Linked DNA regions of Homo sapiens: regions 2 and 3 are each linked to region 1. The links are chromatin contacts, found by Hi-C or POLR2A ChIA-PET in ENCODE. All regions are on one chromosome and are shown on one strand. Each heading gives the region's core, a stretch centred on a gene start or an enhancer-like site at or near the end of the contact. The rest is flanking DNA. Distances are from core to core; before and after follow the strand shown. Region 1 has its middle 70 kb from the start of LINC02341. Region 2 has its middle 25 kb from the start of TNFSF11. Region 3 has its middle 73 kb from the start of LINC02341.

What was found. A loop is a pair of places that touch in the nucleus more often than their neighbours do. ChIA-PET counts read pairs that join two places held with the same protein, here RNA polymerase II (POLR2A). Pooled maps may share reads with other maps.
Region 2: a pooled map shows a loop between it and region 1 (4-fold over the local background). The contact joins two enhancer-like sites. A Hi-C loop is called at or near these places in 1 of 37 single-sample maps with no recorded cell type and 5 of 50 pooled maps. POLR2A ChIA-PET finds 5 or more read pairs at or near these places in 5 of 52 experiments (AG04450, MCF 10A, PC-3 and 2 more).
Region 3: a pooled map shows a loop between it and region 1 (12-fold over the local background). The contact joins two enhancer-like sites. A Hi-C loop is called at or near these places in 5 of 37 single-sample maps with no recorded cell type and 12 of 50 pooled maps. POLR2A ChIA-PET finds 5 or more read pairs at or near these places in 5 of 52 experiments (B cell, activated CD4-positive, alpha-beta T cell, activated CD4-positive, alpha-beta memory T cell and 2 more).

Annotation. Positions count from the first base shown.
Region 1 is chr13:42,352,921-42,356,061 of GRCh38, forward strand. No RefSeq gene overlaps it. Among named protein-coding and RNA genes, the nearest start is that of LINC02341, 70 kb to the right of the region's middle. RefSeq lists enhancers at 1,277-1,366, 1,407-1,496. Within about 2 kb of position 1,576, at least 4 of the 41 ENCODE cell types and tissues checked have a DNase peak (open chromatin) inside an H3K27ac peak, as active enhancers do.
Region 2 is chr13:42,547,346-42,550,486 of GRCh38, forward strand. No RefSeq gene overlaps it. Among named protein-coding and RNA genes, the nearest start is that of TNFSF11, 25 kb to the right of the region's middle. RefSeq lists an enhancer at 2,006-2,055. Within about 2 kb of position 1,611, at least 3 of the 41 ENCODE cell types and tissues checked have a DNase peak (open chromatin) inside an H3K27ac peak, as active enhancers do.
Region 3 is chr13:42,496,418-42,499,558 of GRCh38, forward strand. No RefSeq gene overlaps it. Among named protein-coding and RNA genes, the nearest start is that of LINC02341, 73 kb to the left of the region's middle. Within about 2 kb of position 1,539, at least 2 of the 41 ENCODE cell types and tissues checked have a DNase peak (open chromatin) inside an H3K27ac peak, as active enhancers do.

The DNA.
Region 1 (3,141 bases), core at 326-2,825:
CTTCTTTCTTAAAACTGAATAGTATTCTGTTGTGTATATATAGTACATTTCCTTTTTTTTGAGGTATATACATTTAAAATATATTTTTTATTACGATAGTAAAATATGCTCATTGAAAAAAAATACCCAAACAACATAGGAGGAAATAAAGTGAAAAGTAAAAATATCCCCCTTCCCCAAGGCTTCTAAGCTTCTTTCAGAACTCAAGGTCTACGCTTTTAGACTTTTGTATATAGCATGTTTTCTTTATCTATTTATTCATTGATGAAGGTTGATTCCATGTCTTGGCTATTGTGAATAATGCTGCAGTGAACGTGGGAGTATAGATAACTCTTTGACATGATGATTTTATTTCCTTTGGAAATATACCCAGAAAGGGGATTGCTGGATAATATGGTAGTTCTATTTTCAGTTTCTTAAGGAATCTCCACATTGTTTTTCATAGTGGCTGTCCTCATTTACACTCCCACCAACAATGTTTAAGGATTCTCTTTTCTCCACATTCTCACCAGCATCTGTTATCTTTTGTCTTTTGAATACTAGCCATTCCAACAGATGCAAGGTGATAGCTCATTGTGGTTTTGATTTGCATTTGCCTTATGATTAGTAATATTTAGCATTTTTTCATATACCTATTGGCCATTTGTATGTCTTTATGTCTTCTTTTGAGAAAAGTCTATTCAGGAATCTCAGTGACTTTATTGCTTTTTATCTTTGTCCTGCTGATGATGACTTGGAAAGTTTTAAAATATAAAACCTACAAGGTGGGGATTTTTTTTGTCTGTTTTGCTCCCTGTTATATATCTAGTGCCTAAAAGTGCCTGGCTTATAATAAGCACTCAAAAAATATTTTTGAATGAATGAATTAATGCATAGCAGCAACATTTACTTTGCACCTGTTGTGTTAAGTATGTTAAGAGATGCAAGGGAATTGAAGAAGCTAGGAATGGTTCCTGGGCCCTCACAGAAATTACGGATTAGTTTTCATTCAAATCCTTTATTTTTAAATTTATTAAAGACTGATAGCCTGAACATCATTGAATTTGTTCTTTTATATTTGGAAAATATGCTTCCAAGAGCATCGGTGTTCGTAGAGATTCTCACATTATCTGGTTCAGGGATTTCCTTGGATACTGCGAATTTGTAAGGATTAAATGCTTTAAAATTATAGACTCCTTGGAAAGCCCCAAGCTGATCTTATAAAGTACAACCACCTTTTTGTTTTTAAGCATAGGAAGTAGATGACTGAGAGAATAGGATGATTTAATTACACATCTGGGGTGAAAACATGGCAGTGTATTCTGTGTTACTCATGGAGCAAATATAATTCATTCAAGCAAGCCACGGAAATTGTGAATACAACTACCATAATGACTTGGTGATGATGGCTTTCTGAATGCCACCAGTCAGTCCACCTTGGGAGACTGATTTGCCAGAGGCCTCTCCTTTCTATCTGTGCTTCTGAACTGGGCTTGAATCAAAGCCAACCTACTGCCACTGCTCTAACTTGACTGCATTGTTTATGGTAATCCACGTGGACCCTGAAACCTGGTCGTCTGATGCACTACATGCATGCACAGACTGAGGGCAGCCTTCTCAGCATCAGCACAACCTCTGCAGTGAGTACTGCTCATAAGATCAGTGCAGGGAGCAGCAGATGTTTGCTCCAACCTTCTGCAGTACATGTAGTAGCAATCGCAGGGCTGAGGCTCTGTGGGCAGAGCCCACGTGGGCAGTCTCCCAATTTCCTCCTAGGGAGAAATGCATACAGAGGCTTAGCACCACAGTTGGGTGCTGTTCACTTCTGTCTAGTTAAGGAGTCATTATTAGCCAGAAAGGAACTATGATGTCAGTTTGGTCTTTGTGGATTTCCTGACTCAGTGTTTATGAAGGAGACACATTAGTAATGGTCTAAGATATCTGGTCCAATTTGTATCAAACAATAGTCGTTTCTCATTTTCCATTGCTGTGGTAATTTTAATGCATTCTCCTCTGTGAGGCAGTGGAAATAAATACCATGGAGGAAGATTCAAGGAGATGGTGCTTTTTTAGTCTTTTTTCCCTTCTAGCAACAGGATGAGGGTGTAAAAAAGGTCATGGACCAAGGCAATTTGGAGAATCATTATTTTCAGAGTCTGTCCTGTAATGACAGAGCTGTGGCTTTGTGTGCTCTATCTTCCCCAAGGATCCAGTGTCCAGAGTCAGGGGTGTTTCTGAGCCTGAGCACTCTGCAGCTCTCCGAGAGACCTGCACAGGAGTGCTGAGATCCTGCTGGCTTCCCTTTCTTATCTGTGAAGTGAAGATCTGAGAGCTGAGCCCTGCCTACGTTCAAGGGGTGGGAGAGTATCTGTGAGGCTTTTAGGCCTTTGAAGGCAGGTGCTGTAAGAGTGTGAGATAAAAGTTTCCGGAGATGAAACAGTGATCAGGAGGCCTCTGGAGGGCTGCCATCACTGCAGCTGATTTTCCCCTCTCTCTCACCAAGCCCTTGTCATTCAGTTTGTGGCCAGGTAAAGACTTAAGTTGAGGCGGGGAACATGGTACTGTAATGGCCTGTGAGGTCTCCTTCCTCATCCCTCCACTGGGGAAATGGGAAAGAAGAAAGGAGAGAAAGAAGGAAGGTTTGAGGGGGAGGGAAGGGGAGGTCTTTGATGGCATCTGTTCCTAAGAGCTCAGGAGGAGAGAGGCATTAAAGCTGCCAAGTGCCGGCTGCTTCCAGGATGTCTCATGCTCCTTCAAGCCCTTCTGCAGTTGTGGTCCTCTGAGCTAGGGCTGCCCTTGTCTCCGTCCTCACCTGGGGACTGGTGAAGCTCTCACTGGTATTGGCCTGGTGGGGGGTCAGGTGTCTTGGTCTTGGTGAGTACCCCGCTGTAGCACATGGTGTCATCCTGCACCATTCATTGTGTGTCTGACTCTCCCACTAGGCTGAACTCTCTAAGGATAGGCTGGGATTTATCCATCTTTACACCACCTCCCCCAGTTCTGAGTCCCAAGTGCCTAGCACAGAACCTGCCTAAGAAGGGAGACTGATGGTTCAAGAGGAACACCCCCATATCAAGCCCAAGAGAGCGCCTATGCTCCAGCAATGGAAGGTCCTCTCGGCACAGCCATGCTGCAGGGTAGAGTTGGAACATGACAACTGTG
Region 2 (3,141 bases), core at 361-2,860, 190 kb after region 1:
TCACACCTCGCCTCTGGCTCTAGGTATTTTCTTCAACTTAAACTTCTTCCTTTTCCCTTTTTCACCTAAAGACATTCTACTCACTTGCACAGTCCCGTTCAAACCTCACAATCCCCAGACATTTCTCCCATCTCTTCATTTATTTCCCCTCTAACTCAAAGTCTCAGGACTTGTTTCCCAGCCAGACTTCCAATGCAGACAGTTATGACTCTTAGCCCGATGGGCTCTTGGAAGGCTCAGCCTTTGTCTTTTCAATTTTTGTGTCCTGCACAGTATTTAGCATGGCCTTCTTCATACAGTGGATACTCCATAAACTGTTGTTGGACTTAACGCAGTATGTAGGTCACCCCAATGCAGGCTTCCAGGCAGTCTCCAGAAAGTTCACCAGCCTTCAGAGATGAAAAGTGGAGACTGGGAGCCTCACCCTTCACTTTCATTTCAAGCAGAGCCAGCTCATAAAGACAGAATCACTCTTTCTCATGTTTTTCCTGGAAGACAAAGTGTGGGCATATGATCACCAAGTGTGCTTTGTGGTCTCAATTTCACTGTCTACTAGCTTATAAGGTTTTATTTTATTTCTAGACTTAACTACTTTGAACTCCAGGAGGAATATTACAGCATGCCCTGGCAATAACTCCTTTACCTTCAGTCAGGTAACAAAATGACAGCTCAGATAGCATGGTGGCCCCAAACAGAAACAACATTCGAGATCAAACTGGAAACTTCATATGGTCAAAGTTTACTGACTTTCTCTAGATTGCTTTCTTCATAAGAAATGTGAAGGTAGCGCCAAAGCAATATACTTCCCAGCTTATGGGCCTCACTGAGCCTCAGTGTCCAGTTTAAAACTGCTCTTGATCCTTGTGTCTTGATCTTGGTAACAACAACTTCATTAGCAGCATGATCCAAATCCTATGTCCCTTTGCCATGGGATAATTCATTTTGAATTTGATAGAAATTATTCAGCCCTTTTAGCAGGGTGTAATTGTTTAGTGTTAACCTCGAGTCATTTGCCTGGGAACAAATCCTGGCTCCAGTACTTACTAGATCTTAGGGATCCTATATATGACTTAACTTTCTGGACTTCAGTTTCATTATCCATAAAATGGGAGTATTTATTTATTTTAAATAAAGGACTGGTGTCTAAAACTATTATGATTAATTAATTAGTCAATACATGTAAAATGCATTGACTAGGACCCTGAACATAGTAATTGTTGGATTTGTTAGATGTTATTATTTTAAAGTGATCTCTTCACTCAAAAAAGGAAATGGCAGAGAATTCTATTGGCTTTGTTGTGAACTCTACCTCTAATTCCTTTCCCTCTGCTTCCTTTCTTTTTCTTTTCAGAACATGTTGGAAATTATAAGCAAACTTGTAAGTGATGTATGTATATTTAGTTTCATAGACAACCTCAGTGTTACTTTCTGGCATTCTTCCAAAGTATCTTACAAGTTATCAATCTTGCCAGGACAGAGTGTGTTTTCTGACCACTTCCCCTTTGCAATTAAGGACTGTGACCACTCGCTTACGCACAGACTGAGACCAGCAGCCTTAACCCCAAAGGAGGTCAGAAACTCCCAGCTCTCCCCGCCAAGGGGGCTAGCTGAGAACCCGATACTGTGTGTTTCAAGGCTGTGGCTAAGGCTGTGACCATAGGAACTGGGAACACCCACCAACACCCTGTTTCCCCCAGCCCCACTTCCTTCGCTTCAATGCCATTAAGCATGGTTGCAGCGCCTTTGTGAATGTTTTGAGTAGAGTTAGGTTTCTGGTGTTTATTGTTGAATTGCTAAAGATTTGGAGAGAAGACAAACAGACAAACAGACATACAATGAAGCAGATGACAAACACCCCTGGACAGACTAGCACTATGAGCAGACACGCTCAGGACGACCCAGGGTCCTGCGGAGAGGTCCGGGAAGGTCTGGGCTCTCATCAGAGCCCCAGGATTTGGTCAGTTGCTCTGCAAATAAAACCTGCCTTAGACATCCAGCAAAGAGGCTTTATTTGCATAGGAGATTTGCCAGTCTGGCCTCCAAGATAGTAGGTCACAGTGAGGGTGGTGGTGAGTTTTCCTGTTTACTGTCTACCTTTGTGGACACATTGAATGTGGGGGCTGAAAGGGGTCAGCAAGGGCTGTCTCCTCTCCTGTTTTCAGATTTGGTGTCTCAGTGAAATCCAGTGCTTTGCCTCTTTGATTGTGCTCTGTCTCAGTGCTTCTCAATAGCATGTGATGTGCAGAGAAGTAAAAGAAATGAACAAAGATTTCTCTTCTGAAGGTGTGGGAGGGCATGGGAGTGGGGCTGGTTGGGCTGATGATGGAAAGGTCAGATTGCATTGTGTCGTCCACAGGCTTTCCAGCTGGGCAGGAAGGCTTCCCCCTCTGACTGCATCATGGCACTTCTTGTACATACTCACTTACCCACAGAAACTAAACTCCGCATGGATAGAGGCTGTGCCTATGCGGTTGGCTATTGCACACCCAGCATCACCACAGTGCCTGGCACTATCAGACTCTTCGTGCCTATTTGTTGAAATGTCTACAAATAGACTAAATACATATCAGTTGGGATGGCCTTGATTTAAAATATATTAAGCCCCATTGCCTTTGTATCTACATTTGTGTTTGCCAGAACAATCATGCTGGCTTGGGGTTTTATCAATATGGTCGTTGCATCTGTTTTCCCTTTTCTATGGTGGAAGCAGGGATAGTGGTCCTTCAAGAGCTGGGAAGAATATACATTTGAGAACAGCATGTCCAGGCAGCCTGTGATTTCCTGGGAAAATGGACTCCAAATGCTCTTCCATCCTATTTGTGGAGTCTTGTCATATGCAGGCTTCTCCATCCAGGATTGATTGTAATTCCTTGAGATCCTGGAATCCCATCTCTCCTTGGGGAGAAGTTAAAAGTTTAAAGAAACTGAAGTTACTGGATCTGGTGAGGAGGAAGTTGAATGGCCCACTTTAAGATGATAAAAGGTTACATTTTTTTGAAGATTGTGTTGGCTGCAAGACTATAAATTATAGCTTAACATAGGAATCAAGAGCCTTACAGTTTTACCTTTTCATCTAGTAATTCTTCTAGGAATATAGCCTAAGGATAACATATGGAAATCAGTGAAAGATCCATACCCAGT
Region 3 (3,141 bases), core at 289-2,788, 140 kb after region 1:
TCAGCAATCCTATGGGGGGCAGGGAGTCCCGACAATCCTGCTGTGTCATAAGAAGGGTGTATTGCATTTAAAAGACTGAACAAGCATCCTCTTCCAGTAAGGAGCACTGGGCTTTGTACCTCTGCAAGCCCACGCCTTGTCCCTGCTGGCTTCTCCCTCCTGGCCCCAATGCCCACTTGCCTTGTCAAGTACCTGGCCACGCCAATGGTAGTCCTGGGTAAGCTCTGCCTCATATCAGTCTGCTTGGGCTCTGGCACCTTCTGCCACCCAATCCAACCCAAATTTATATAATTCAACAATACCAGCTGACCTTGTATGCTGTGGTCAGTCACTGGTCTAGCGCCAGGCTTCAGTAGGTAGAGGCATGTGTTTAGATCTGGTATCTTTAATTTTAGATATGGTGTAATGTACATCCCCATCACTGCCTTGGAACCAAAAGGAAAGGACAGTGATACCAAACATAATGACACCTTATAGCCTAGCTCCTTGAGGGCCATTTCACAGCCCTCCTATCTTTAGAATTGTAAAATGCCGGCCGGGCACAGTGGCTCATGCCTGTAATACCAGCACTTTGGGAGGCCGAGGCAGGTGGATCACAAGGTCAGGAGTTCAAGACCAGCCTGGCCAACAAGGTGAAACCCCATCTCTACTAAAACAATACAAAAATTAGCCGGGCTTGGTGGCATGTGCCTGTAATCCCAGCTACTCGGGAGGTTGAAGCTGGAGAATTGCTTTAACCCGGGAGGCGGAGGTTACAGTGAGCCAAGATTGTGCCACTGCATTCCAGCCTGGGTGACAGAGCAAGACTCAGTCTCAAAAAAAAGATTAAAAAAATTATAAAATGCCTATCCCTCAAAGTTGTAAGATTTGGTCGAGAAAGCTACAGATTCATTTCAGAATGAGTAGTCAGGGTGAGCCCCCACAGATTACTGAGAAAGCCATCAATCCCTGTCATCTCAGAACTGCTGATCATCATCTCATCTTTCTCTTTGCTCCAATTAACTCTTACTCTTTGGTTAAAACAACTAAGTTACGGGGGAATTAAAGGAAATTCTGTATTGACAAATACATGGGGCTGAACGGTGAATATATGCTAAGTAAGAAAACATATGTCTATTGGAAATTTAAGACTCTTTCCAGATGTTTACATAATTTACTTTTTCTTTCACTATACATGTAATGATTTAAAATGTTTTTTCCATGAAAGAATAAATTATGTTTAAATAGTAAAATGCCTATTGGCCTTGGGTTCTTCCAGGGAAGGCTACCAGTTCCCTTGGAGGTAAAAGCTAAGAAGTAACTAGAGGAGCAACATTGCTTCTGAGAACCCACACTGTGCCAGCCACTGTCATAGACATATGTCAGCTTGTTAGATCTTCAGAAGCACCATGAATGTTAGATGTTATACCTGTTTTACAGATATGGAAATGATGGTTTAGAGGGTGAAATAACTCGTCCAAGGTCACACAGCTAGTAAGTGGTGGAGTCAGGTTTTAAATCTAGGCAAGGCTATACTAAGTACCTGGATCATACCACACTTCTCCCCACTTGAGTCATGGGCTACTGCAGTTGGGGAAATGACTCAGACTTAGAGATAGTGCACATGTACATTCTCTGGAATAGTTCCTGGTATTGAGTAGAGGCTCATTGCATGTTAGTTTCTCACATCCTTTTCTCTAGGATGATTTCTGACAGCACATGAAGTCATGAAGGGGACACACATGAAGTGTGGCCTTAGATTAAAAGTGTGCAGTGTAATCATAATAATACCAAATAGTCCCTACTATTTGCCAGGTGCTGTACTATGTCATTTATGTGTATTAATTCATTTCATCATTTCAACAATCCCATGAAATACGTTCTACTTTTGTCACGCCGTTTAACACTTGCCAAGGTTTCACATTAGAGCTGGTAAATGAGAGAAATGGGACGTGAACTCAGGCAGTCTGTCTCGAGTCCAAGCCTTTAACCACTATGCGATACTGCCCACTAAATTATTAGCCTGCTGTAGTCTAGATACTGTGTACATATATATGTGTGTGTGTGTGTGTGCATATATATATATGTGTGTGTGTGTGTGTGTGTGTGTGTGTGTGTGTGTACTCCACCCTTGAGAATTGCGTTGATATGATTCTCTGGGTCCATCTTACAATGCCATATTATGATTCCACAATATGAGATTGTCCATTATCCTATTACAATGGCTTAATCAGACACATGCTATGAGCCAAGTGGTGGAGATGCCTTCAAAACACCCAAAGGAGTTGGCCAAAGCCGAAGAGGTTGACTTACAGCCCCACCACTCTTCAGCTCCAGGCACTGCACTGGAAACATGCACAATAAGGGAAAATTGACATTGCAATTTGAGTTGCAGATTGTACTGATGGTGTGGTTTGAATAAATACCATGCCCTTTGAAAGTCTTATATTATTACGCTAGACACATGAGGGTTTTCCTATTCCTATTGCAGGCAATAGGCAAAAATCTATCTTCATAGCTGAAATCTGTTTTGGAATTCATTGCTGCCTTTCTGGAAAGACACTGTTTAATTCTGTCTCCTGGGTGTGTGACCCTATGGTCTCTACCTTCTTTGTAGATCTGTGAATAAAGCTCTTTGTAATGAGGCCACTTTTTGTGCAACAACAACAAAATGTTTCTGAGAAGGATGTTAGAGCCAGACTTTCTTTAAGTAGTGGTGTCTGGTGTTGTTTACTTTTAAAATAGTTTCTAGTGCAAGGGAGAATTGTGTCCTAGAAGAACTGTCCCAAGGAGCTCATGAACAGGAATAATGGTTTGTACCACTACTTTCTGGAAAGCAAACGGGGATTTTGATGTGAACCCAGAAAGGGGTCGGACCACATTGACATATATTTTCTGGTTTCTAATCTTACCTCCACTGCCATTATGCACTGCATTACACAACCCTCTACCCTAAGGCCCAGCCACCCTACAGCCTTTTATCAACTCACAGAATGGTCTCAGCACAGCATGAATCTAGATGAGGGCTTAGGGACCCGTGGGTGGCCAGACCTCAGGCTCTGGGCATCAACAGGCAGACCTCCAGTTCTGCCCTGAAATAGAATTATGATATCATTGTGAGCCAATCAAATTGCCTGTCTGAGTTCAGTCCTGGATGCTCTG